6 separate regions of the Homo sapiens genome follow, and regions 1, 2, 3, 4 and 6 are each linked to region 5. Evidence: chromatin loops called from intact Hi-C (ENCODE). Cell type or tissue: heart left ventricle. All regions are shown on one strand.

The links. A loop is a pair of places that touch in the nucleus more often than their neighbours do. Peaks named below come from ENCODE experiments on the same cell type or tissue, not always from the same donor. Only the 100,000 strongest peaks of a DNase experiment are listed, where the experiment ranks them.
Region 1: it touches region 5 in a loop (8-fold over the local background); 9 of 110 quality-filtered maps call a loop at or near these places.
Region 2: a loop joins it to region 5, with 2.1 times the contacts of the local background. A loop is called at or near these places in 5 of 110 quality-filtered maps.
Region 3: it touches region 5 in a loop (2.8-fold over the local background); 23 of 110 quality-filtered maps call a loop at or near these places.
Region 4: a loop joins it to region 5, with 2.4 times the contacts of the local background. A loop is called at or near these places in 2 of 110 quality-filtered maps.
Region 6: it touches region 5 in a loop (2.6-fold over the local background); 22 of 110 quality-filtered maps call a loop at or near these places.

Annotation. Positions count from the first base shown.
Region 1 is chr18:75,069,594-75,073,593 of GRCh38, reverse strand. No RefSeq gene overlaps it. Among named protein-coding and RNA genes, the nearest start is that of PTGR3, 140 kb to the left of the region's middle. RefSeq lists enhancers at 1-495, 496-996, 2,277-2,426, 2,715-3,215, 2,076-3,275. In heart left ventricle, no CTCF peak of the experiment used is centred here; DNase peaks (open chromatin) are centred at 2,102 and 2,444; H3K4me3 peaks cover 1,423 bases; H3K27ac peaks cover 2,065 bases.
Region 2 is chr18:75,249,131-75,253,130 of GRCh38, reverse strand. The region is part of intron 1 of TSHZ1 (teashirt zinc finger homeobox 1); the gene reads right to left. Among named protein-coding and RNA genes, the nearest start is that of TSHZ1, 40 kb to the right of the region's middle. In heart left ventricle, no CTCF peak of the experiment used is centred here; a DNase peak (open chromatin) is centred at 2,485; H3K27ac peaks cover 203 bases.
Region 3 is chr18:75,477,560-75,481,559 of GRCh38, reverse strand. It overlaps LOC105372201 (a long non-coding RNA gene), which reads right to left. Exons shown (of 3, transcript XR_935637.3): 3 at 3,014-4,000. Among named protein-coding and RNA genes, the nearest start is that of SMIM21, 52 kb to the right of the region's middle. In heart left ventricle, a CTCF peak has its summit at 2,348 (motif pointing right); no DNase peak of the experiment used is centred here.
Region 4 is chr18:74,962,012-74,966,011 of GRCh38, reverse strand. All of the region lies in intron 8 of ZNF407 (zinc finger protein 407), which reads right to left. Among named protein-coding and RNA genes, the nearest start is that of PTGR3, 250 kb to the left of the region's middle. In heart left ventricle, a CTCF peak has its summit at 2,014 (motif pointing right); no DNase peak of the experiment used is centred here.
Region 5 is chr18:75,167,824-75,171,823 of GRCh38, reverse strand. LOC124904326 (a long non-coding RNA gene) reads left to right here and starts at 3,812. Exons shown (of 2, transcript XR_007066417.1): 1 at 3,812-3,984. LOC105376874 (a long non-coding RNA gene) reads right to left here. Exons shown (of 2, transcript XR_007066418.1): 2 at 3,539-3,831. RefSeq lists enhancers at 775-1,274, 1,275-1,776. In heart left ventricle, a CTCF peak has its summit at 1,716; DNase peaks (open chromatin) are centred at 1,543 and 3,933; H3K4me3 peaks cover 1,888 bases; H3K27ac peaks cover 3,862 bases.
Region 6 is chr18:75,462,747-75,466,746 of GRCh38, reverse strand. LOC107985177 (a long non-coding RNA gene) reads right to left here. Exons shown (of 3, transcript XR_001753505.2): 3 at 1-2,178. Among named protein-coding and RNA genes, the nearest start is that of SMIM21, 37 kb to the right of the region's middle. In heart left ventricle, no CTCF peak of the experiment used is centred here; a DNase peak (open chromatin) is centred at 2,183.

The DNA.
Region 1 (4,000 bases), 98 kb after region 5:
GTGCTGTCATGTTTGGAACCTGACGGCACAGGACCGAGTGATCTTCCTCCTTCTTGGTAGCCTGCTTGGGTTTCCTCTGGATAAAGAGCTGGGATGTGTCACTGGCTTAACAGAAACGAAACACAGATGTATGTGGTATGAGCCACAGAGGGTCCTGGGGCCTTGGCCCCATCAGGCTGGACCCTGCGAAGGCCACCCTGCCACGCTCCATGCTGCTGGGAGGAGGTCGGGCCTTCACCCCTTGCTTCATTCTCTGTCCCCTCAGGTTCCAGGAGGGACTCCCCTTCCCTCTGCCAGGCTCCATCTTCAACAGGAGTGACAGCGGTGTGTGTCACAACCCTAACGAGCAGCCCGGGCTGGGGCACAGCTTGGACTCACTTCGTCCTGCAGCCCAGCTCCCCAGCTTCTCCTGGGCATGGGTGGGGCGGTCGCCTTCACCTCCCACCACCAGAGGGTGCGACCTGAAGGCCCCAGGAGACGGCATGTGGCCCACCAGCCTCCCCATATCCAGGGTTTCACCTGGCCGTGCAAGTGCGCCCAGGCGGGGATGCGTTACCCTGGTGTGCAGCGAATCCCAGTTCTCTCCTTCCCTCAGAGGAGTGGAGCTAATGCCAGCAGGCCAGCTGATTTCTGCATTAGACATAGAGCCACACATTCTTACTGGAGGCGCCCAGTGACACAGCCAGCCCAGATGAGGGCACATAGGCGGCAGGGACCTGGGGCGGGTCTCCCCGGACTCTGGTGCACAGGGGCTGTGTCATCCCGGGCACCGTAGGGCTCAGCAGTGGCCTGGCCTCCACCCACCACACATCTAGTTGTGGCAACCCAGACATGGCCACTTGTCCCCTGGGGCCAGGCCACCTGGCTGAGGACCCCCAGGGCAGAGGACTGGGCTGCTGGGAGCCTCTCCGTGCAGGGAGTGTGGGGGCCTCGGCCACATGCCTCTGCCTGCACGGCCCTGCCGTGAGCGTCTGCGGCTGCTTCTCTAAGCCTTCCTTCCCCTGTCCTCCCACGGCCACCCACGGGCTCTGGCGTCCTCTCTCCAGGTTCCTGAATGTGTTCAGTCAGGTTACAGTCCACGCTCGCTGCTCTGGGAGACGTTCTGCCCTCAATGTAACTAAGACTCGCTACGCACCTGTCAGAAGGCCACCTTATATGGATTTCAGCTTCTTTGGGGACACTTTGCCATCACTGCCACGTCCAGACCGTGTTGTCTTTCTGATACTCTCCTTCAACAATTCACGGACACTCGCTGAGACTTGTTCACATCATCAAAGGGCTTAGAGCTGGTGTTAATATTAGGGTCTATCTATTCTCAGCCTTCACTCTGTAGAGGACCCACTAGCCTCAGGATGCACAGGTGACTCCTCTGACATCACAGCAGTTCGAGGCCAGCTCTTATTCATAAAATCGAAGGCCTGGAATGAAGTCACGGTTCTCAGCTCAGGACCCAGTCAGCAGATCCGCTTCCCAGAACTGCAGAACACGCCCTGGTGGCCCCAGGGCCAGGCGGGCCCGGCGAGGACGCCCTTCTAGACTGTGTGTCTCTATCGAGCCCACCAGCCTCTGCTAGAGTCTTCCAGGCCTGGAGGGCGCCTTTTCTCCAAGAGCAGCCTGTCCATTTTAGGATTGCACCTCTGGGACCTCTTGAGTCCCTCTCACTGAGAAGGTGTGTGTTTTGCCCCACTCCAAATGCATTAGAGGCCAGGAGCATGCTGAGCCATCTTCTTTAGGCCTTAAGAAGTAACTGGAAATTCAGCACCGTCCACAGCCTGCTGGGCTCACCTCAGGGGTGCTGGGTGCCATTCTGTGGCATATTTGTTGTCCTTTCCAAGGGAGACCCCATACTTCTTCTTCCCCCAGGACTTGCTTTACACAGATTTATGGTATTCGTTACATCTGAGACACTCTCGCTGTGTCTCGATTGCAGAGGCACGGAGATGTGAGGGGCATGCCTTCTGCAGTCAGATGGACAGGGTGTTATTTTCCCCTCTGGTGCTCCTCTCTGGCTTGTGGCGCACCTGCTTCATCACAGGACGCACCAGGAGATGACCCGTCACGAGATGCTGCTGCATGCATAGCAGGCCCTGCAGCCCGGGGCCCACAGCACCCCTGCTAACCAGGCTCCCGTGCAGCATTTCCTGCCTATAGTCAAAGAGCTCTCTCTAGAGAAGAGGAAGTCCCCATTGTTCAAGACTACCCAAAACACCAGCCTTCTCTGCACGGCACGTCGAGGAAAGAATAACTGTGCAGTGAACAGCACTGGCCCAAGTCTGCAGGGCGAGGAAGAAGCCAGGACATAAGCAAAGACAAATCTTACTAGAAACAGAACGAACTTGCAGGCTTCCCTTCAGATGACGATGACTGCGAGTGAAGAGGAAATCCTCTCCCAGCATCTCTTCCTGCTGGTGGAAGCTGCAGGTCACCTGACCACACATGACAAGACAGTGTGACTCAGATCCAGCGTCTGCCGTGAAGTTTGGTCTCAGGGCCCTGCTCATCAAGAAATGTTTTTGAAAAAGGTGGAAGTAGGTAGAGGGACGTGCTCTGAACCAGCGTGACCAAAAGACAGTGTGTTCACGGTGCATTCATCTGATTCAATTCCTGCCAAAGGCTTTTGTTATTTGAGAACATTATGACTAAACCAACAGAGAGGAAGGTGAGTAAGCAAACAGGAAAAACTGATGACGAATTGACAATCCATGTATTTATCCACCCATTTAAAGTAACTTGCTGAGCGCCTACCTAGCTGCACAAGAAGCTCAGGGCCTGAAGATGAACACGCAGAGGCTGTGTGCAGGGGCATGAGCTTACAGCTGGAATTAGAGATAAAGGAAAAGGCACCTGAGCCCTGTGACATGCGGGGGGTCAGGGGAGGTGGGACATATGTGGCCTCGTAGCCAGAGCCCCGCCTGTTTCCCAGGACATTCTGAATACGGGTGAGAGACTGCGCGTTGGACAATCACTGTGAGTCCCGACCCTTACCAGAAAAGTCACTCGCAGCGTCGTTTCCAGGCATAGGTTAGGATCACCATCCTCTCCCACGGGCCGTATGTTGCAATCCTGATATGAAAACGTCTTCTATCTCCTTCAACTGCGGCAGGAGCACAGGTGAAAGAGGGGAGCCCAGACTGGGGGTAGACTGTATTCGTGGGTTATGGCCCTATTTACAGATCAGTCATGATAGCTCTGCAGATTTGCTGGGGCTCTGTGGCGCAGTGGAGGCGAGGACAGAGGTGGCCCTGCTCTGGGAGATCCCTTCCTAACTGGGGCTCCCTGACGGCTTCCTGCACAGGAGGGGCCCGACGCCGGCGGGACAAGCAGGGAGCCCAGATCAGCCTTGGAAAGCTCAGGCTCAAACCAGAGCTCAATGTGGAAATTAAAAAACAAACCTTGACTTTGTGTTGGTTTTTATTCTTCCACTTAAAAAGTTATTTGAAGCGTAACGTGAGATCCTGGAGAGGACTGAAATGGCATGTCCTAGGTTCATGTTTATCCTGGTTATAAATTGTCTTTTTATGAAGTTGAAAGCCATGTTGAAATTAGGTCATTTTAAAAGAATTTATTAAAAGGTATTGAAAATGCAGGGCCATGGAGGAAGTAAATGATTCTTTGCCTGGGAGATTTAGAACGGATTTATTTAATTCTGGTAATGGGCTTTGTGACCACGGCTGTCTTCTGTCTCCAGCTGGTGAGCTCTTTAGGGGGGCATCCTTCGAGTCCAGCCTAGAGAAAAGCAGAGTTGTGTCCTGACTGCAGGGTGTAGGCATTTGGGTGGAAGGTTCTTTCCCTCATGCTTACTTCTCAAACATGAGGTTCAAGACCCACCTCTGCCTTGTCGATTTTACAGATCCAGAGTCCAAGAAAGCCAAGAGTCATCGACGTGTCCCAGCCTGTAACGGGCTGGGCCTCTTTGTTTTCTCACCAGAGGGTTTCAGGGTCCAGACGTGGGGCCTGGATTCTAGAAGCCCACATGCTAAGCCTTCAGCAGATACCTCCT
Region 2 (4,000 bases), 81 kb before region 5:
CTAGGCGATTACCTCTGAAAAAACTCACAAAACTTAATAGTAGCAAATAAGATTTGAATAAACTTGAAAATATACCAAAGTTGTTTTTAGAATGGAAAATTTACCACTATAAAGATGCTGAGTATTCCAGAATTAACTTATTAAATACCATTTCAGTCAAATTACCCAAGGTGTGACAAAAATGATTCTAAAGTTTCTTTAGGAGAACAGAAAAAAGTATTCATTGAAAAAAGGAAAGTAATGGGCACAGGGGGTGGGTAGAAAGCTATATTATTTAAATTGTATTTTATAGATATAGTACTTAAAACAAGGGGACACAGGGCAGGAACAGAGGCAGATTGTTCATTGAAATCAAAATGGAATTTGAAAGACAATCGCAAATATATACATATATACATATATCTATATTCTTGGTGTACAATGAAGTTAGCATTTAGAATTCCAATTAGGAAAAACAGATTTTTAAATAAATGGCATTTAGAAAAATAATAAGGTGAGATGCCCTTCCCACACCATATACCAAAATTAATTTTAGATGTATCAAATACTTAAACATAAAACAATCAATTCATAAAAATAAAACTGAATATTTACATAATCTTGAGAATTGGAAGGCACCTTTAAACATCACTTTAAAAGCAGAAACTATGCAAGAAAGGACCAACTAAACTACATAAAAACAACTCAATATATCAAAAAATGCCATAACCCAGAGAAATGCATGTCACTGGTGGGACTGAAAATGTGCACGACCTTCCCAGAAGGCCAGTTGGCAGTACACGCAACAAAATAATTTAAAACATCCAAAACCTTTGACCTGGTAATTTTACTTGTGGGAATTTATCAAGGAAATGATGAGACTATGGCCAAGATATACATACAAAGATATTAATTACACAGCTGTTTATAATATGAAAGTGGGAGAAAACCACACTTCCAACAATGGTTGATTTCTCCAGTAATTTGTGCATAACAACAAAATGGGATACTATACATGCACTGAAAATGACAAAGATAGATAAATAGATACAGAGACAGAGATAAATATAGATAGACAGACAGACATTAATAGATCTGCATAGGAAGTGATCCAGAAGAATATATACCCAAATATCAATTTTGGTAATTTCTGGATGATGGGATTTCAAATAAGTTTCATTAATTTTTAAATTTTTTTCTTTGTTCAAGTTTTTCTAAAATAAGCCTGTATCACTTGCATAATCTTAAAAGACAACAGAAGGTGGGGACTGCAAGTATAGAGATGCTAAAGCGATGAGTTAACACCTTTATTCCAGCTTTTCCAAATGAGTAAGATGATGGAACAAAGCAACAGAAAAATTAGCAAATAACATGACCGAAAATAATTCAAAAAGGAAAAAATACCTTTGTCTCATAAAACATATGGAAAAATTGCTCCCCCCTCACGTGTAATCCAAGAAATGCAAGCTGAAACAACACTACTTCACAGTTACTAAACTGGCAAAGATTGTCAAATTAAAAAATACCCATGCTGGCAACGGCCCAGGAATATGATCGTTTTCATGCACTAGAAATGGAAAGATAGATGGATATATTTTGAAAACAGGTTTGCAGTAGGTGCCAAAGCTTGACCAAGCAATGTCAAAAAAAAAAAAAAACCCTAAAGAAAGAATAATGAAAATGTATAAAGAATTGTGTAAAAAGCTGTTCACCATTTAGTGAGTGAAAAAGCAAGCCAATAAATACTACCATCCTCCCATCTTTGTTTGAAAAATATCTGTAGAGCAAAAAAAAAACAAGAAAGAAAAAGACCCTGAAAGAATTCAGATAAGAATGTTCACAGTAAGCTACATTGGGGTAGGAGGATCTTGAATAATGCTTTTTTTGGTTTGTTTATTTTTCTGTGTTTTTCCAATTTTTCCATATAATATTAACACTTTTGCAAAGAGGAAAAAATATTAGATAATTTAGAAGCTCCTTGCACATAATTTTATTTCAAACTAAAAAGATAATTTCTAGTTCGAAATTATTTTTCTTCAGTAATTGACTTTACCAGTAAAAAGAAATAGAAGAACACACTGACAAAAGCAAAGTAATTTTTTAAAAGATCCTACAAAAATAGGAGAGTGTGGTCTAAATAACTCCTGTGCATGGGGTTAACTACTACACTCATTGCAAAGAGGCATGTCCCCGCAAACACGCCCGGGGCTGGTACATCTTGAGGGCACAGGCACTGAAATAGGTGTCGGGGGTCTTCAGACCACCCTTCGTCGGCTGCAGAACTGCGGCCAGGCCTCCGCCCTCCCACAGGCACCGAAGGAATCGAATCCATCCTGGACCCTCGTCTGTGCCAGGACATCAAGCCACTGTTGACCCAGTCCCGCTCTGGGTGACCTGTGGCCTTCATCCCAGACCCATCCGGACGGTAAAGGCCCGGCCCACGAGCTCTGCTAGCACCTCATGCTCTCAGAGGGGAGATGCACTCAGCCCTGCTTTCCCCGGGCCAAGGCCGTTCCCGGGCTCAGTTTCCAGGAAGCGGGGACCTCATGCAGGTGCTGCCATGGGCACTGGCTGAGCCGACCCTCTACCGCCTGGCTGGCCCAGCACGCTGCAGGCACCCCGGACCCTGGGCCAGCCCGCACCGCCCCGTCCACGTCCACGCGGGGAGGGCAGGAGGGCTTGCGCCCACCCTGGCCCCTTGCTGCAGGGAGGACAGGCCGCCTGCCAGCTACAGAGCGGGACGGAAGGGAGAGCCCACAGGGGGAGGCAAAGCTTCTAGAAAACACTGGGGACTCTGCGGGGAGAAGCTCCTGCCGGGGCTGGGCAAGTGGGGCGAGGGTGTGGGCGTGGAGCGTGGAGGCTGGGAGAGTACCCTTGCGACTGGGGACAGGGAAGAGCCTGGCAGGGCCAGCCAGGAGGTCACCCCACTCACCTACAGCAGGGGTGAGATGGGGAGGTCACCCCCCCACCTACTGGAGGGGTGAGAGGGGGAGGAGGAAGTCACCCCCCACCTACTGCAGGGGTCAGACGGGGAGGTCATGCGTCCCCCACCAACTGCAGGGATGAGGCAAGAAGGAGGAAGTCACCCCCACCCCCCACCTACTGCAGGAGGAAGGCAGGAAGTCATGCGTCCTCCACCTACTGCAGGGGTGAGATGAGGAGGTCATGCGCCCCCCACCAACTGGAGGGGTGAGACGAGGAAGAGGAAGTCAACCCTCCCACCTACTGCAGGGGTGAGATGGGGAGGTCATGCACCTCCCACCAACTGCAGGGGTGAGGCAGGGAGGAGGAAGTCACCCCCGCCCCGCCTACTACAGGGGTGAGGTGAGGAGGAGGAAGTCATACCCCCACCTACTGCAGGTGTGAGGCAGGGAGGAGGAAGTAACCTCCCCCCACCTACTGCAGGGGTGAGGTGAGGAGGAGGAAGTCATACCCTCACCCCTACCTACTGCAGGAGTGAGGCAGGGAGGAGGTCATACGTCCCCCACCTACTGCATGGGTGAGTTGAGGAGGAGGAAGTCACCCCCACACAACACACCTACTGCAGGGGTGAGGTAGGGAGGAGGTCATGCATCCCCCACCTACTATAGGGGTGAGATGGCGAGGAGGTCACCTGCCCCTACCTACTTCAGGGGTGAGATGAGAAGGAAGTTACCTACCCTTCCCCCCTACCAAAGCCACCCCCATCCACTGCAGGAGTTAGATGAGGAGGAAGTCATCTGTTCCCCCCACCCACCCGCCTGCACCCTGCGCCACCTACTGCAGGGGTAGGGCAGGGAGAAGGCCAGCTGCCCCCACCCGCCACAGGGGTGAGAGCGATGCAGAGCCACAGGGCATGATCCTCTCCCCAGGACCCCGTGGGGGCAGGCGAGGCACCCAGGGCTCTCAACCCGTGTGGCTCCGGGGTCTCCACCAGAGGAGTTGCAGGAAGACCACTAGGAAGGATGTGTGTCTGAGCAGCCTGCCCGGGTAGCAGGTGGGGCCTGGGTGGCCGCAGGGACAAGGGACAGAGAGCAGCCAC
Region 3 (4,000 bases), 310 kb before region 5:
AATAAATGTGCTGAGATTACTGAATATCCACATGCATAAGGCTTTATTTAGCCCCCTCCCTTATGCCATATACAAACTAAACTCAAAATGGATCATAGACCTAACTGTAAAAACTAAACCAATTTCTATGTCTTGTAAAAAGACTTAGAAGTAAATCTCTGTGACCTGTTGGAACTTTAGGTTAGGCAGTGATTGCTTAAATGTGACACCAAAAGCAGAAACAATAAAAGGCAAAATTGATGAATTAGACTTCATCAAAATTAAAAACTTTTATGAGTCAAACAACATCATCAAGTAATTGGAATATCAGCCCATAAAATTAGAGAAAATATTATATATCTGATAAAAGACCTGTATCCAAAGTATATAAAAGCAACTTCACATAACACAATAATGATAAGAATAACCCAGTCATAAAACAGGCAAATGATTTGAACAGACATTTCTCCAAAGAAGATATACAAATGGCGAAAAAGCACATGAAAAGATATTCAATGTCCTTACTCATTAGGGAAATGCAAATCAAAACTACAATAAGATTCCACTGCACATCCAATAGAATAGCTATAATCAAAAAGCCAATAATAAAGGTTGGTAAGGATGTGATGAAATTGGAACCCACCTTACTGGTGGGAATGTAAAAAGGTGCAGAAACACTGGAGAACATTTGGGCAGTTCCTCAATATGTTAAATATAGAGTCACCATATGTCCCAGAAATTCCACTCCTAAGTAACTACCCAAGGAAAATGAGAACATATGTCCCTGCAAAGACTTCTGGATGAAGACCGAGGGCAGCTACTGCTCGTAACAGCCAAAAAGTGTAAACAACCCAAATGTCCTTCAGCTGATAAATGGATAAACAAAATGTGGTATGCCCATACAATGGAATACTATTTGGCAAAAAAAGATGAATTACTTATACATGCTAAAACAAGGATAAACCTCAAATATTATGCCATGAAACAAAGCCAATCACAAAAGATCAAATATTATTATTCCATTTATATTAAATGTCCAGAAGAGGTAAATTCATGGAGGCAAAAGCAGATAAGTGACTTTCAGAGGCTGGGGTTGAAGATTGAGGGGGGTGATAGGGAGTGACTTTTAATGGGTACGGGGTTGAAGATTGAGGGGGTGATAAGAAGTGACACCTCATAGACATGGGGTTTCTTTTGGAGGTGATGAAAAATGTTCCAAAATCAGATCATGATTGTTACACAACTCTGTAAATATATTAAAAGCATTGAACTGTATAATTTAAATGGGAGAATTTTATGGTATGTAAATTACATCTCAATAGAGCTGTTTTAAAAAAGTGTTCAGATACAAAAAGGAGGTTGCTAAAAACAGTCCTTCTTCCTATAGATGAGGCATTTTTTTGTCAAGCTCACTACATCATATGCTTCTCCAGATGCTTGGTTTGGTTTCTCTACTTGGGGGTTCTTACAATAAAACCTATTTCTCTACAGCCTCTAAGACTTTATGTAGATTCTATACGATATTCTCGAATCATAAAGAGGATTTATGTCTGTCTTACTTGAAGGAGATGGGTAGAGCTCCCTCATAACCCTACAAATACAACATTTTCAATGTTTCTGCCGATGGCCTGATGAAACAATAGGACCTCAATAGTTAACGCGCTTGTTTTGTCCCTTCAGGACAGTAGCTTTAGTTATAGAAATGTCCTCTGCTGTATTTTTTCCCAAAAAATATGCATTCAAAAAGGCCTGTGAAATGTATGTTAAATAAATCTTTTTCACTATGTTGAAAGTTTAAGCGATTTAATAAAAATAGAATCCAACATTTTACGACTTGAACAAGACTTCAAATGCAGCATTACTAAACTCCATTCTTCCCGTGACGGCATCACCTGGCAGTTCAGCGTGAGACAGGCTTGCCTCCTACATAGCTCCAGAGCAACTGTGTGGGAGGTGAGCCTGGCCCTGTAACCTGGTAAGGCCACAAAAGCTTAATTAATTTTCAGAAAACAAAGTTACTTGTATGGCCTAATTAGCCTACATTTCTTAAACAAACCCAACACAAAGCTAGGTGATATCATTTTATGCAAACAAACAATAACACCTGATCACTCCCCACACTTAGATGCCACCATTATTATAGTTGTTCAACCTTTTTTAACTCTCCATTGCTTGGAATAATAATAACCTGTTAGAACTTTGAAATGAAAATCTTTCCACTTGACAAATGCTGATGTTTTTAAGCATTTCAAAAGCCAGTGTCAAACAGGCTTGCTTTTGATTTTCATCTTGGTCTGTGCATGAGCATTAGAGAAATTAACAAGAGCGAAAGGCCTGAGATTAGCCCCTCCTCCATAATTCCCTAACGTCAATCAGTAGGGGGAGCTCTCCTATTATTTAAGTGTCCACAAACAAAGCACAGAAGCATTTTTATTGACTCTCCTGGGGACAATGGTGAGGTTTTTCTTTAAATGGATGTTATAACCTGAAGAACATTAAGACAATGATTTGTTCAAAGTTAGAGATGTACCTCATTCAGCACTGACAACATATTTTCTAAAACAGCCTTGCAAATTAACGAGGGTGTAAGAGTTGCAGGCCTGTAGAAAATTATCCCATTCCAAGAAGGAATCAAGTACCTGTCACTTATAGTGGAATAAAACTTAATTGCATCAGAATTCTAATGGCCATAATGGGCTTCATCATCTCTTTAATATGACAGAATATATGGAAAGGTTATAAAAAGGGAAAAATTGACTAACAGATTTTTAGACTTTGAGAAAGGTGGCTTTAAGCTATAAATTATAATGTGAAAGGCACAAAATGAAAAGAGCATCAGAAAGTATTAGACTCTTTGAGATTTTGTAGTTAAATTAAATAAAATGTCATGGTAAGGAAATGAATGGTATAACCCGTAAGCTTTTCATGTAGTTTGCTAAAATAACACTTCCACAATTAGAGATTTGCATGATTCTTTTTATTATTATTTTCTGTAAAGATTGGGTCTCCCTATGTTGCCCAGGCTGGTCTCAAACTCCTGGCCTCAAGCGATCCTCCTGCCTTGACCTCCCAAAGTGTTGGGATTACAAGTGTGAGCCACTGCACCTAGACTGCATGATTCTTTATTGGAGCTTTTGAGTGAAAGTAATGAAGTCCCTATACATGTACACAGTATATATCACAATATGGTAAACTGAAGACCAGAAAATACACAGTGAAGTTATCAATAGGCAACAACAGCAAGAATTGTGTATCCCTCTATGAGTACATCATATTGCTAAGTGTGACAGAAACTGTCAATGTCCCCAAGTTGCTCCCACTCTCTCTTGATAATACAGTTACCAATTTTAGTCTGGGTATATGAGTTCTCATGGGAAAAACTACAATCCCCATCCTTCCTTGCAGCCAGTAGAAGCAAGGTGACTGCATTCTGGCCAATGGGGTAAGAACAGATGGACTGTGCAGAGTTGCAGTGCACAAGAGAAAGAGGAACATGCTTTTACCAACTCCATTTCCCCTTCCCACTGGCTAGAATGTGGATATGATGGTGAGTCATCTGGGGCTATGTGGAGAGGACAACAGGTCAGGAGAGTGAGGCAAAAAGGTAGGAAGAGCTTGAGCCCGTCATAACTTTGCAAAGCAGAACCACCAAACCAGATTTTACTTTGCTGTGAGAGAGGACTGTCTCCAGGTTATTCAGACTAGTCTCCATTTGTCTCTGTGTCTCCACAGTTTAACTAGTATCCTATACTGATAATATTATAAGAAACATAAAATAATACCTGAAATCTTATTTCTTTCTGTTGTGGAATTACCTAGGAGTTTAGAAAGTGAGCCCAGCATTGGGCTAGCATCAAACATTTATAATGAGACTTATTGACTAGTGATTCAGTGTTTGCATTTGGGAGATGGATAGATAATAGATAGAAAGATAGATAGATAGATAGATAGACAGACAGACAGACGTATATTTCCCCTATGAACAGGCAGTAGAGGAGGATGGGGAAGAGGAGGAAGAAGA
Region 4 (4,000 bases), 210 kb after region 5:
AATAATCTGATTTTAAAATGGGCAAAAGATTTGAATAGACATTTCTCAAAAGAAGACATAAATGGCAAACAGGCATATGGAAAGGTGCTCAACATCATCGATCATCAATCAAAATGTAAATCAAAACTACAATGAGATATTGCATCATCTCACTCCAGTTAAAATGGCTTATATTCAAAAGGCAAGCAACAAAAATGCCAAAGAAAATGTGGAGAGAAGGAGCCCTTAAACAGTGTTGTTGGGAACATAAGTATAACCACTACAGAGAACAGTTTGGAACTTCCTCAAGAAACTAAAAGTAGAGCTACTATATAATCCAGCAATCCCACTGCTGGGTATATACACAAAATAAAGGTAATCCATACATCAAAAAGATATCTGTGCTCCCATGTTTGTTGCAACACTGTTCACAATAGCCAGGATTTGGAAGCAACCTAAGTGTCCATCAACAGATGACAAATGAATAAAGAAAATGCAGTAGATATATACAATGGAGTACTATACAGCCATAAAACAGAATGAAATCCTGTTATCTGCAATAACATGGATAGAACTGGAGGTCATTATGTTAAGTGAAATAAGCCAGACACAGAAATAAATGAGAACATCACATGTTCTCATTTATTTGTGGGATCTAAAAATTAAAACAATTGAACTCATGGAGACAGTTGACAGAATGATGGTTACCTGGGGCTGAGAAGGGTAATGGCAGGGTGGGGAGAGAAAGAGATAGTTAATGTGTATAAAAAAATTGGAAAGAATAAATAAGACCTACCATTTGGTAGTGCAACAGGGTAACTATAGTACATAATAATTTAATTGTACATTTTAAAATAAGAGTATAATTGGATTGTTAGTAACACAAAGGATAAATGCTTGAGGGGATGCATGCTTCACTCTCCATGATTGCATGCCTGTATCTAAACATCTCAGGTATGCCATAAATACATACACCTACTATGTACTCACAAAAATTAAAATAAAAAATGGGACTACACGTACACTATATCTAAGACCCAAAATGAAGAGGTTCTTTCTACTGCTAAGGCAATCATATAGATACACACGAAAATGCAGATCTCTGTGCCATACAAGAAGCCATTCTAGTTTTTCACATAGGCTCTGAATTTTAGCAGACATCTAAAGGGAGGGTAGGGAGCAGACACCCACCCCAGGTGCTTCTGATATCAACTGTCTGTTCTGTGCAACACTTTGAGAAATCTTGGTTACAAAAATGAATCCTATGGATCAAAAAGCAAGAAAATATTAACATTCAGCATTTGTTTGTAGAATGCAAATGAAATTAAATGTATGTAATAAAAGTCAACAATGAAATATTTAAAACCAGGAAATGAAAAAGAAAAAAGACAACAATTTAAAAGTTTGGTTATAATATTGGTTCAGAAGACCCAAAAAAAAAAAAAAAAAAAACCCGGATGATAGGTTGTTGAATCAAGCATTTCAGATGATTCATTTGTAGTACTTTCTTACTTGACAAAGCAAGATGGATAAATTTTGATTGTATTATACATACAAGAAATTCCAAGGTTACAAACAAAAAAAGTGCTTTTGAAACTATCATCAGATTTTTCTTCATTCATTTGCTTAGTGATTTTATTGCCAACCACCCCAAATCCTGAGAGGGCATAAAGCTGATGTTTGTAAGATAAACTCAAAGATCAGGTGGCAAGAGATGCATGTGCATATGGGTACAGTGTGCATTGCTACCTACCCCTATAACATGATCCCTCACAAGGACTGTGACTTCAGTGCTTAGTACATGGCCAGACACTAGAATACCACATCCCATCCATTTGGGGTCCAGGGATCCATGTACACGACAGTGGGAGCTACATATGAAAGTCTGTTATATAACTGCTCTGCCTCCTAGTCTTACACTTAACGCCTGTCCAAGTAGGCTTCACGTGATAGGCGCGGTCAATAGAGGTTTCAGGCACTGACAAGTTTGACCATGGCTGGAAAAGACATTACTGTTCCCCAAGAGGGCGCCACAAATATTTCTATTCACTCAAGGTCAAGAGGCAGCTGTAATGAGGCCTGTTAATAGCAGCTGCTTCTCTTTCTGAAGAGCAATTCAAACTCAACTAAGAAATAGACACTTTGCTAATATGTTTACAGGCATAGAATTTTCCACGAAAAGATGGGATAATTGTTGCAACACTTTTTTCATATATTAAATTCTCTAGTTAAAAATCTGCAAAGTATAACAAAATGGAATTATTCTAAAGCCATTAAAGTATAAGCCATCTGAAATTTTAAAAAGTAACATAGATATTGTTTTATAATAGTGTTGTTTAAAAAGCTGAATGTAAAAACAATAAAATGTGGAATAATTTGCTTTCAATGAACATTTCCTCTTCTTAACAAATTCTAAGATTGCTGCATAAATGAGGAGATTTTGCTATAAAATTTGGGTCCACTACAATGCAGAAAACTGAGAGTTCTTTATAAATTGTTTTGTAACATGTAAAACATGGATTAAAAAAAAATCGAGTAGTTCTTAACAATGTATCAGGGTTTGACCAAGAAAGGTAACAAGGGCGTAAGGATTACTAACATGATGCTCTGAAAATATTACCACCCGATAACCTGCAGGTCCAGTGAGCTCTACCAAATGGGTACAGTTGTAAGGAGACAATTAAATAAGTAATCACTTCCAAAGTTATTAATGAATTATTACACAGGACCATACTTCACTGGCTTTCACTGTTACTCATATTACAAATAATGTGAAAAGTCAGATATGGAGTGAACTGGATATTTAAAGGCAATGCATAACCCAATGGTTTGTTGCAGTACTTGGGAATGTTCCATTCAGGACAAAAAAAAAAAAAAAAAGGAATGAAGGTTAGTCAATGGAAATGAGAGAAAAATTAGAGCTAAAGAAAGTGCGATTGGATTTTACAAAGAAACCGGGGAGAACTGTGGAGCTCCAATGATTCTATGTGGCTGCTGGAAGAAGGGGCTGATGTGGGATGAAGACCATGCATTAACTGTCAGAGCAGGATAATCTCTTTGTATACAAGAATGATAGGCATCTATTGTTCAGGTGAATAAGATTTCCAGCCAGGAACATAGACACTGCCAGCATTCATTCATTCATTTGTTAATTCTTTCATCAAAACCCTCAGCCGAGTCTCAGGCCTTCAAAGAGTTTACAGTAGGAGAGCTGGACAGCCAACCAGGTGATTTCAACAGAGCACGTAAGTGCTGAAGGGAGGTAGGTAGGGCACTGTGTCCACTCAGAAGGGTTTCAGAATTGACTCTTGGAATCAGAGCGGCTCAGCTTCCCAGCACCAGGAGAGGGAAGAGGGTGCTGTATGTGTGCAAAGGCCAAGGCCTTAGGAGACGAGACATGGAGGACTGGGCATGGCATATTTGGCGTATACCCGTAGTTCAAGAGGGCTGAGGCGCAGGATGTGGGAAGGAATGAAGAGGAATGAGCCCAAGAGTGGCGGGGGTCAGTTCACAAAGGGCCTAGGCCCATCCATTCCCACAGAGACACCTAGGAAATGTCTATTGTGGGCCAGATCCTGCTCTAGCCCCTGGGTCCTCTGTGCTGGAGAAACAGGGGCCCACGCCATGTCAGTATGCATCTGACAGATGTTTAAGATGAGAGAGTATGCCAAATGACATTATATCATGCTGAATGTTTTGGGCTGTTGTGAAGATACTTACAGTTTGGGGTATTTGAGGAAATCATTGTGTCCCTGAGTAAATACAGTAAAACCACCAAAGGGAATTTTTCATACATTAGGAAACACTCAAAAGAAAGTTTCTGTGTTGCTTCCATTTCAATGACATGAAAATGTCCCTGATGTATAGGATACAGATAGTGATGAGCAAACACACCACTGACACCATGTCAAAAGCAAGGAATAAAGAAAATAAAAAACAAGCATCATTACTAAAGTCTTTATTAAATGAATAATGAAAACAAAGGAAATGGCTAAAGGAAATGGCCTTCTAAACTTCCATG
Region 5 (4,000 bases):
CATACACATGTATTCAGACATATTTTATGTGATATGGGAGCCTTTGGCATGAAGATGCAGAAAAAACGATCTGTTTTTATGCTTAGGTTCAACAAAGTGTGGACACCATGTAGAAACTGACTGGACAAAAAGGGCCTGGTCTCAGCCGATAGACAGAGAGGGGAACCCAGCAAGGCCCATCTGCTCAGGTGCCTCTCAGCCTCTCTGCAGCACTCCCATCTCCAGGGGAGGGGGGCAGACCCTCTCTGGAATGGGGGTCTCAGGACCCACAATCCAACAACGGAAGTCAGATAATTTCTTTAGGGCCAGTTTTTACACAGAAAGGCAGGGGGCAAGTTAGAGGAGTATTTTTCGGCTTTGTGCCTGGCTTTGGGGAAACAGGGCTCTGGCTTCTTCCACCTGCACTGGGGAAGAGAGATTCTGATGTCTATGGCCAGCCTCAGGGGAGACTGAGCGGCCAGGGACAGGAGGGCAGGAGCAGGTGAGAAACATTTTTGCTTCTGAGGCCTTCATTGTGGGATATCATTTTCTTAGCCCTCACAACGTGAACAGACTTTGTCCACAGAAGGAATTCTGACTGAGCTGGACCCCACATCCTGCCTCTCACCTGCTAGAGTCAGGCTCAGCAGCGTTCCTCGTCGGACCAGAGAGTCGGTGAAAACCTTTGGCAGAAGGTGGCGATCTGCAATGACCTGCGGGAAAGTCTTGGAGGAGAGCGGGAGCCAGGAATTGGAAGGATTACGTCACGGCTGGAACATGTTGGTTCCACAATGACAAAGGAAATGGCAGGATCCAGTGTAATTTTTAGTGTAATGGGGCCAATATTGTTCTTTGGGAGGAAATAGATTTTTTGAATTTCTCATTATAAGTCAACAGGAAAATAAGACATTACGTACAAAAAATGCACTCGCTTGCAACTTTCCGAGGATATATTTGCTATGTAATGTGAGGTTCCTTATTTTTAAGCTGATAATTTAAGTAACGTTATTGTAATTTACTTCTTAACTTTTAAATGTTGTCTTTATTTAGAAATAACTGTACTTTTAGAAAAGGCAACATAAATCAATACCATGAAATGAATCACTTTGGCCTGTACCAGAGACAACTTTGCATCTACAACGACGTCACAGAGTCTGGGGTTCTGAGCGCTGATCCTAAGAGCTGGACTTCAGGGGCGGCGATGGCGCTCTGCTGAACTGAACGAACCACGGCTCCTCACCCATACGCGAGAAGCGGCATCCCGGCCTTCGCGGCGCTCAGCCTGCGTGGGGCGGCAGCTGGCATGATCAGGACTATTCAGGGGGAGCAAGAAACCGAGTGCCAGGCACATCAGGCCAAGTCCTCAGCCCCACCTTACTTGTTCCCTGCAAACCAGATCACAGTGACCCTACAGCACGTATCAGTTTCCAAAGGCTGCCTTCACAAATGACGGAAAACATGGCTGGAAGCGGCGGAAATGTATTCTCACAGTCCTAGAGACTAGAAATCCAAAACCCAGGTGTCGGCAGGGCCCCGCCCCTCCGAAGGCTCTGTGGGAAGATCCTTCCTGGCTTCTCCGGCGCTTCGGCTCCGTGAATTCTGGCCGTCCTTGGCCTGCAGCTGCATCTTCCGATCTCTGCCTCTGGCTTTGTGTGGCTGTCTTCCCCGTGACTGTGTCCAGATTCTTATATAAGGACACCAGTCATTGGCTTAAGGCGTACCCTAGTGGTCACCTTCACAGGTCTCAGGGGTTAGGACTTCAACTTCTATTGCAGGACGACACAGTCCTACCCACTGCAGAGTATTGCATGCTGGACATTTGGCCAAGCTGTTTCTTTGAATTGTTTCACTTCATCCTTGTAAAAATCCTAGGATGTAGAAACTCCATTTTACAGATAAGGAAACCGAGACTCGGAAAGTCAAAGCCAACCGCCCAGGGCCACACGGCTCTGATACGGCAGAGGAGAACTCAAATCCACTTCTCTCTTACCCTGGAATCTTAACCCCTGGACTAGATGCTACATTCAAAAATTGCAAGTCATTACAGCCTAGTTAGAATCTGTTTTCTGGGTCAAATAACTGGTCAGATCTGGAATCAGAACTTTGAAGGGGTGTCAGCAAAAGCTCCAAGCTGGTGAGGGGGGATCTTTGCCTGAGAAGGGTGAGTGCACTCAACACAAGAACCAACACACAATGAAGGCTCCCTGCCCCCACCCAGGGCCCTGCTCCGTAAATTACGACCTGAAATCGTCCTCACCCATCACCCTCGTTTAGTACCTTGTGAGGTTAGAACACCAGCCCCATTAGCTCCAGACCCTCCCTCACCCCAGCCCGCATCCCTTTCTGGGCTGGGCAGGGACCCATCGGTAAAACACGCCAGCATGCCGGCGCTCTGCTGACCTGATTGTAAAGCTAACTAAACTAATTAATCACAACAGATTATTAAGAGTGACAAGGTCAGAGAGGTGACATTCTCCAAAATCTCCAATTTGGTATGGGTGTGCATATTTTTTTAATCCCCACAGCAATTTATTTTCCGTATAGCAAAGTTTCTCCAAGTATGTCCCAAAATGTAGTCAAGGTTAACTGTGCTGTGAGCTTATTCAATATTTATGATTCTCTTTATTTGTATTACTAGGACTTTTGGGGGACTCCAAAAGGTTCATTAATCAAACAGAGTGACAAAATGAGCCATTTGACAATTGGAACAAGGGCTGAATATTATTATGATTTTATATATGTGTGTGTGTATATATATATATACACACACATCTATATACGTATATATATATTTTTTTGGTCCAGGAATAAAGAACCAACTTAAACTTCATCAACAGTTCCTGATTAATTGTTACAAAGTGTCATCCATAAATTTCCCTTCGATCTAATAATCCTCTCAGACGATTTAACAATATCCCCAGCGAGTTGGCTTTATTGAGGGCTGAGTTCCTGAGAAGGAAGGCAGCGACACAAATAGCTCAAGTGCATGGAGACAGTCGCTGGCCAGTCTTCCCAGCGCTGACAGCTCTGAAATACAATTATCAGTGTGATCTGCTTAAGAATTCATCATCAGCTCCTGCCTTCTGAAGACTTAAAAAAATACCGAGACATACAAAGAGAAAGAGGTGATAAGAAGGCATCATTTTCCTCCAGCCTCATAACTGTAAATTGAAGAAAATTATTTTCTTTGCCTCCAGCTCATTGGCATATAGGCAGCATTATATTATAATTTCATAAGCATAAATCCTTTGAATAAATTTCAGAAGAATAACTGAATTAGAAATGCAAGTAAAGTATCTAAAAAACTTCACTGTCCTAGGCAGAGGAGGAGATGTGAGAAGCAGAGGGAAAGAGAGAATTCCTCTCTGGCGACCTTCCCTGGGTTACCAGGGACCTGGGACAAGGTCTGGCTCAGGGAAAGACAGTTCTTAACCCTACTCTGAGCCCAGTGGCAAATAAAATAGCCCCCTCTCCTCTTCCCACTGGTATGTTCCGAGGAATTCGAGTCGTAATTCATCATAAATTAATTTTGGAGAAACAACAGGCTTGGGGCACGTTATAATTATTGTTATTTGTTTATTTATTATCACGTTAACCGTTATTTATTATTATGTTACGCATATGTGAGACCACAAAGGCTGCTCCCCGCAGTTTCCTGGCAACACGGCCGTGAGTTCTTCACACGCAAGTTACCAAGTGCGCGGCTCCGAGAAGGGCGGGTGGGAGGAGCTGGACGCGGTTTGGGGTCCCCGGCTTCTGCGCTTTCCTGAGGGGACCCAGTGGGACGGCCGGTCCGGATGAAGAGTCTGTCTGGCACTGCGGCGACGGTTCATGATCTGCACAGCAGATCGTCTGCAAACAAAGACCATTTAGAGGCAAAGCTCTGGCCCCGAGAAAGACGCCAGGGGCTGGCTCAAGTTCAAGGAGGAAGAGGGCCCTTCTTGGTGTTCTGGGCAGCCGGCCACAGACACCTTCCATCCCACCAGGCCACTCAGGGAGGAGGAGGTGAGGACTGGGAGGG
Region 6 (4,000 bases), 290 kb before region 5:
GGTCCTTAGAACCTTATTATTCCTCTCGCTTCACATTTGCTTCGCATTTCACAGACTTCAAAGCATTTTCACTGAGCATCCTCATATTCATTTCTCACCTTAGCTGAGAGGTAGAGAGTGGGGTGCAATTATAATTACGCCCATTTTCCATTCATGGATCTGATGGGAGTTTCGCATTTTGCCCAGGGATGGTGTTGGGTGGTAACAGGCCGGGGTTCCGAGGCCCAGGGACTCTGCTGCCCAGTGCTCTACTGAAAACGCCAGGCTGCCGTTCCATGGTCATCTGCACCTGCACTACAGCTGTGTTGTTTTGTGATATCTTTTTCCATGGTAAAAGCAAATGATTTATAAACGCATTGATTGACACCACCAGAGCATTCCTAACAAGGATTCTTTGGTTCAGTAGAGATAACCCAGGCAAGAACAGGAAGAAAACCCACAAGGCTCTTGCTCCTGGAATGAGTGAATGATTTTTCAACCACTAAAACTCCCCTCTTGTAAATTCTTTCTTTCTTTCTTTCTTTCTTTATTTATTTATTTATTTATTTATTTATTTATATTTTTGAGACAGGGTTTCACTCTGTTGCCCAGAATGAGTGCAGTGGTATGATCTCAGCTCACTGCAGCCTCAACCTCCTGGGCTCAAGCGATCCTCCCATCTCTGCTTCCTGAGTAGCTTGGATTAGAGGCACATGCCACCATGCCCAGTTGATTTTTGATTTTTTGTAGAGCTGGGGTCTCACTACGTGGCCAGGCTAGGCTTGAATCCTGGATGCAAGTGATCCTTCCACCTTAGCCTCCCGAAGTGCCGGGATTCCCACACCCAGCCTTGTACATCCTTCCATAAGCTCCCATGCATTCTCTCAGATGTGTCTTGTTTCCTGGTTGTGGCCCCTAACCTGCCCCTGTACTGTAGAGTCTTTCCAGGAAACCAAGGGCTGCAGATGCAACATTAACAACATAGATGGTGGTGAGTGTTCTCCATTGAGTGCCTGCTCTGTGGTGGGCAATGAATGAAGATCCTTGATGACTTTCCGTAATTTAGTCCTCACCATAACCACTGGCAGGTAACAGCCCATCAACTGATAAAGGCAGGATCTGGACTGAGGCATGACCAGCTCCAGATGCAAAGCCCCTTACCCAGGTGCTAGCCCACCTGCCTGGTGGGGGAACCAGAGCCAACACTGCCCTCTGCTCCCTTCCCCCCTGGGCCCCCTCCCACAGGCTTCTGCAAAACCAGGTTGCATAAAACCAGGTGCCTTTCACCTGCCAGGTTTCATCTCAGGCCCTGCGTTCTTAATGATAACCATAGATTTCCCACTGGGAACCTGGGCCATCTTCCTCGTCACAAGGTAGCCAGTTGAAATGAACACAGACTCAGGCTATTGGGACCATCATGCCCCCTCATAGCCTGGGGGAGAGCTCTGCAGTAGCCTCCAGAGTCCACCCTCTCCACCATGCTTCTTTTCTCTTCTGAAGCTTCACCACCCCCACCACACCTGCGACCTCTTCTCTCTAAATTTCCATAACTGTCCTTCACTGGGCCCACACCCAGGACATAGAAAGATGGAGGTGGTGACTCACACACGGCCTGCTGTCTGAGGGAAAATGGGGACATTCAATCAGAAATCTCAATAACATGGGAAGAGATTTAAGATTGAAAATGCCCAAGAAACACCTAAAGGAAAAGAATCGTGGTCTGGGAGACTCTGGCCTCCTTTTCTACACCACAAGAACGAGCCTCTTCACGCATGCTCTCTCGCCTCTTGCACTGACTCCTCCGTAAATGTTCTTCTGGGTCTTCTGGGTGGAACCGCAGTTTGTTCAGCCCTCTCTCTCTGCACACCCCAGTAGGCCTAGTGCAGAGTTTGGCTTTGCATAGGTGCATGGCTCAGCACCTTCGTGCCGAAGAGCCTCAAGGGTCTGGGAGCTACTGCTGCATCACAAACCTCCCCAGGCTCAAAGGCTCACAGTTCAACACGTTACCCATTACTCTTCACACGTTTGTGAGTCAGTTGTGCAGTTCCGGTGATCCTGGATGGGGATCCTCATTCCTCTGTGGGTGGCTGTGGGCTCTGCTGGGATGGCTGATGGGGCATGGCCTTGAGGACACAGTCAGGTCTCCTCTGGCATCTGTTCCTCCCGCCGGCAGGCCAGCGTGCTCCTGGTAGTGGCAGCCTCCAGGACAGCAAGCGGAAACACAAAAGCACATTTTTAAAGCCGGCAAGTATGGATGTGACTCCCGTCCCCTTGGCCAGGACAAGTCGCTTGCCCAAGGCCAGTGTGCATGCGGGAAGGCACAGGCCTGAGAAGCCAAGGGGCATGAAAGTGGGAGGCTGTGAATGTCGGGGACCCAGCGTACCTCATCCCGCTGCAGAGGGAAGCTTGCATCCAGCCAACCCAAATCCTACACACTTCCATTTTAACGGGTTTCACTCTGAAATAAATGAATGTTTCTCAGGGCAACATTACATCCAGTTCTGCCAGTGCAGAATCCTACGTCCTTTGTGCGGGCTGTGCAGAGTCCTGCGAGGCCCCTGGTAGACAAAAGATGGGCCGTGAGAAGCGGGTCCCACGTGAGGATGACGAGAGGGTGGGAAGTGCCAACACAGATCCCACTTGGAACTTCATCTTCTCCAAAGAATGTCAAATTTTGAGTGGAAAGGGGAAAAAAAGGGGGGAGCCCCAAACGTAACACAACACTCCGAAGTCAGTTCTTTTTCTCTCTTGACTAATTAAGCTTAACCAGAATGGTGGGGCTGTCAGGCGTGGGGAACCTTTCCTGAGAGAAGAAAGGAGCCGCTCTCCAGGTGGGTTCCCGACTCTGGCTGGCTCCCACCACAACATACATTTGGCATCCATGACAGCACCATCAAAAATAATAGCGAGAAAGCTCACTGTCTGTCACGACGGAATAATTATGTATGGGCTTTCCTTACACTCAAGATGGATTAGATATTTCATTGAGGAAAATATATGTGGCTTTTAAAAAGAATGTAATGTATTGAGGGCACTGCTGAGATTAATAGCCAAATAAAGAATTTTTTAAAAAAAGTTCTGTGTGTGTATGTGTGTGTGTGTGAACATGTCACTCATGAAGCGATGGGAGATGTCATTCCTAAGCTGGTTAATTACAAAATGCATTAATGTTTTATTATACCCTTATCAGTAATTAATCACCCACTTTGATGTAAAGTTCAGCCTCAGAAAAGTATCATGAAATTGTCCTTCATGTATGAATGAGGATTTTTAGGGGTGAACAAAGACCATGACAAAGATAGAAGTGCATTCCCCCGGAAAGAGGACAGGGATTAGCCTTGTGTGAATCTTACACTGTGTGTGTTTTACCCTTGGGGTGTTTATGAGGCCAGAACCAAAGGAAGCAAGAGAGAGAGAGACAGAGCAAAGGAAGAGAGAGAGAGAGAGAGAGAGAGAGAGAGAGAGAGAGACAGAGAGGGGGTTGTCTCTACAACAGGGGGATGGGGAGCTTTCCTTAGTGGTGTTCTTCAGGTGCAGAGTTTGAATAAAAATGCAAAACAGGATGCTCCCATTCAGTAAATATTATCGTTTTTATTCACTCATTAATTAAGTTGCTTAATTGCTGCTGTCAAAAGACTCTTGAGTTTGTGACTGGGGCTGCTGCACTGTTTTGATAGGAGCTGAAGGAGAGAAAGGCAATATTGCTTGCTCGCTTGGCTTTCTGAAGAAGGAAGCCTCAGTGAGGCAGATCAGAAAGGATCCAAGAGGGTGATGTGGAGAGGGAACACTGCTTCTGGGGGGAAACGGCCAGTTGCAGGACTCCTATAGGAGGCTATTTCATTACTGTGATGGATGCCCATCGCCGGCATATTATCATTTCAGTCATTACTCTGTTAAAATCACTTTTATGCAAAATATTTCCCCCTTTAATCTAACTTCCCAAGAGGGGCAGGAATGGAAATAGACTCTGGCCTTGTCAGTCAACACAATCCTACATCCCTTTGTATCTGCTTCAGAGGAA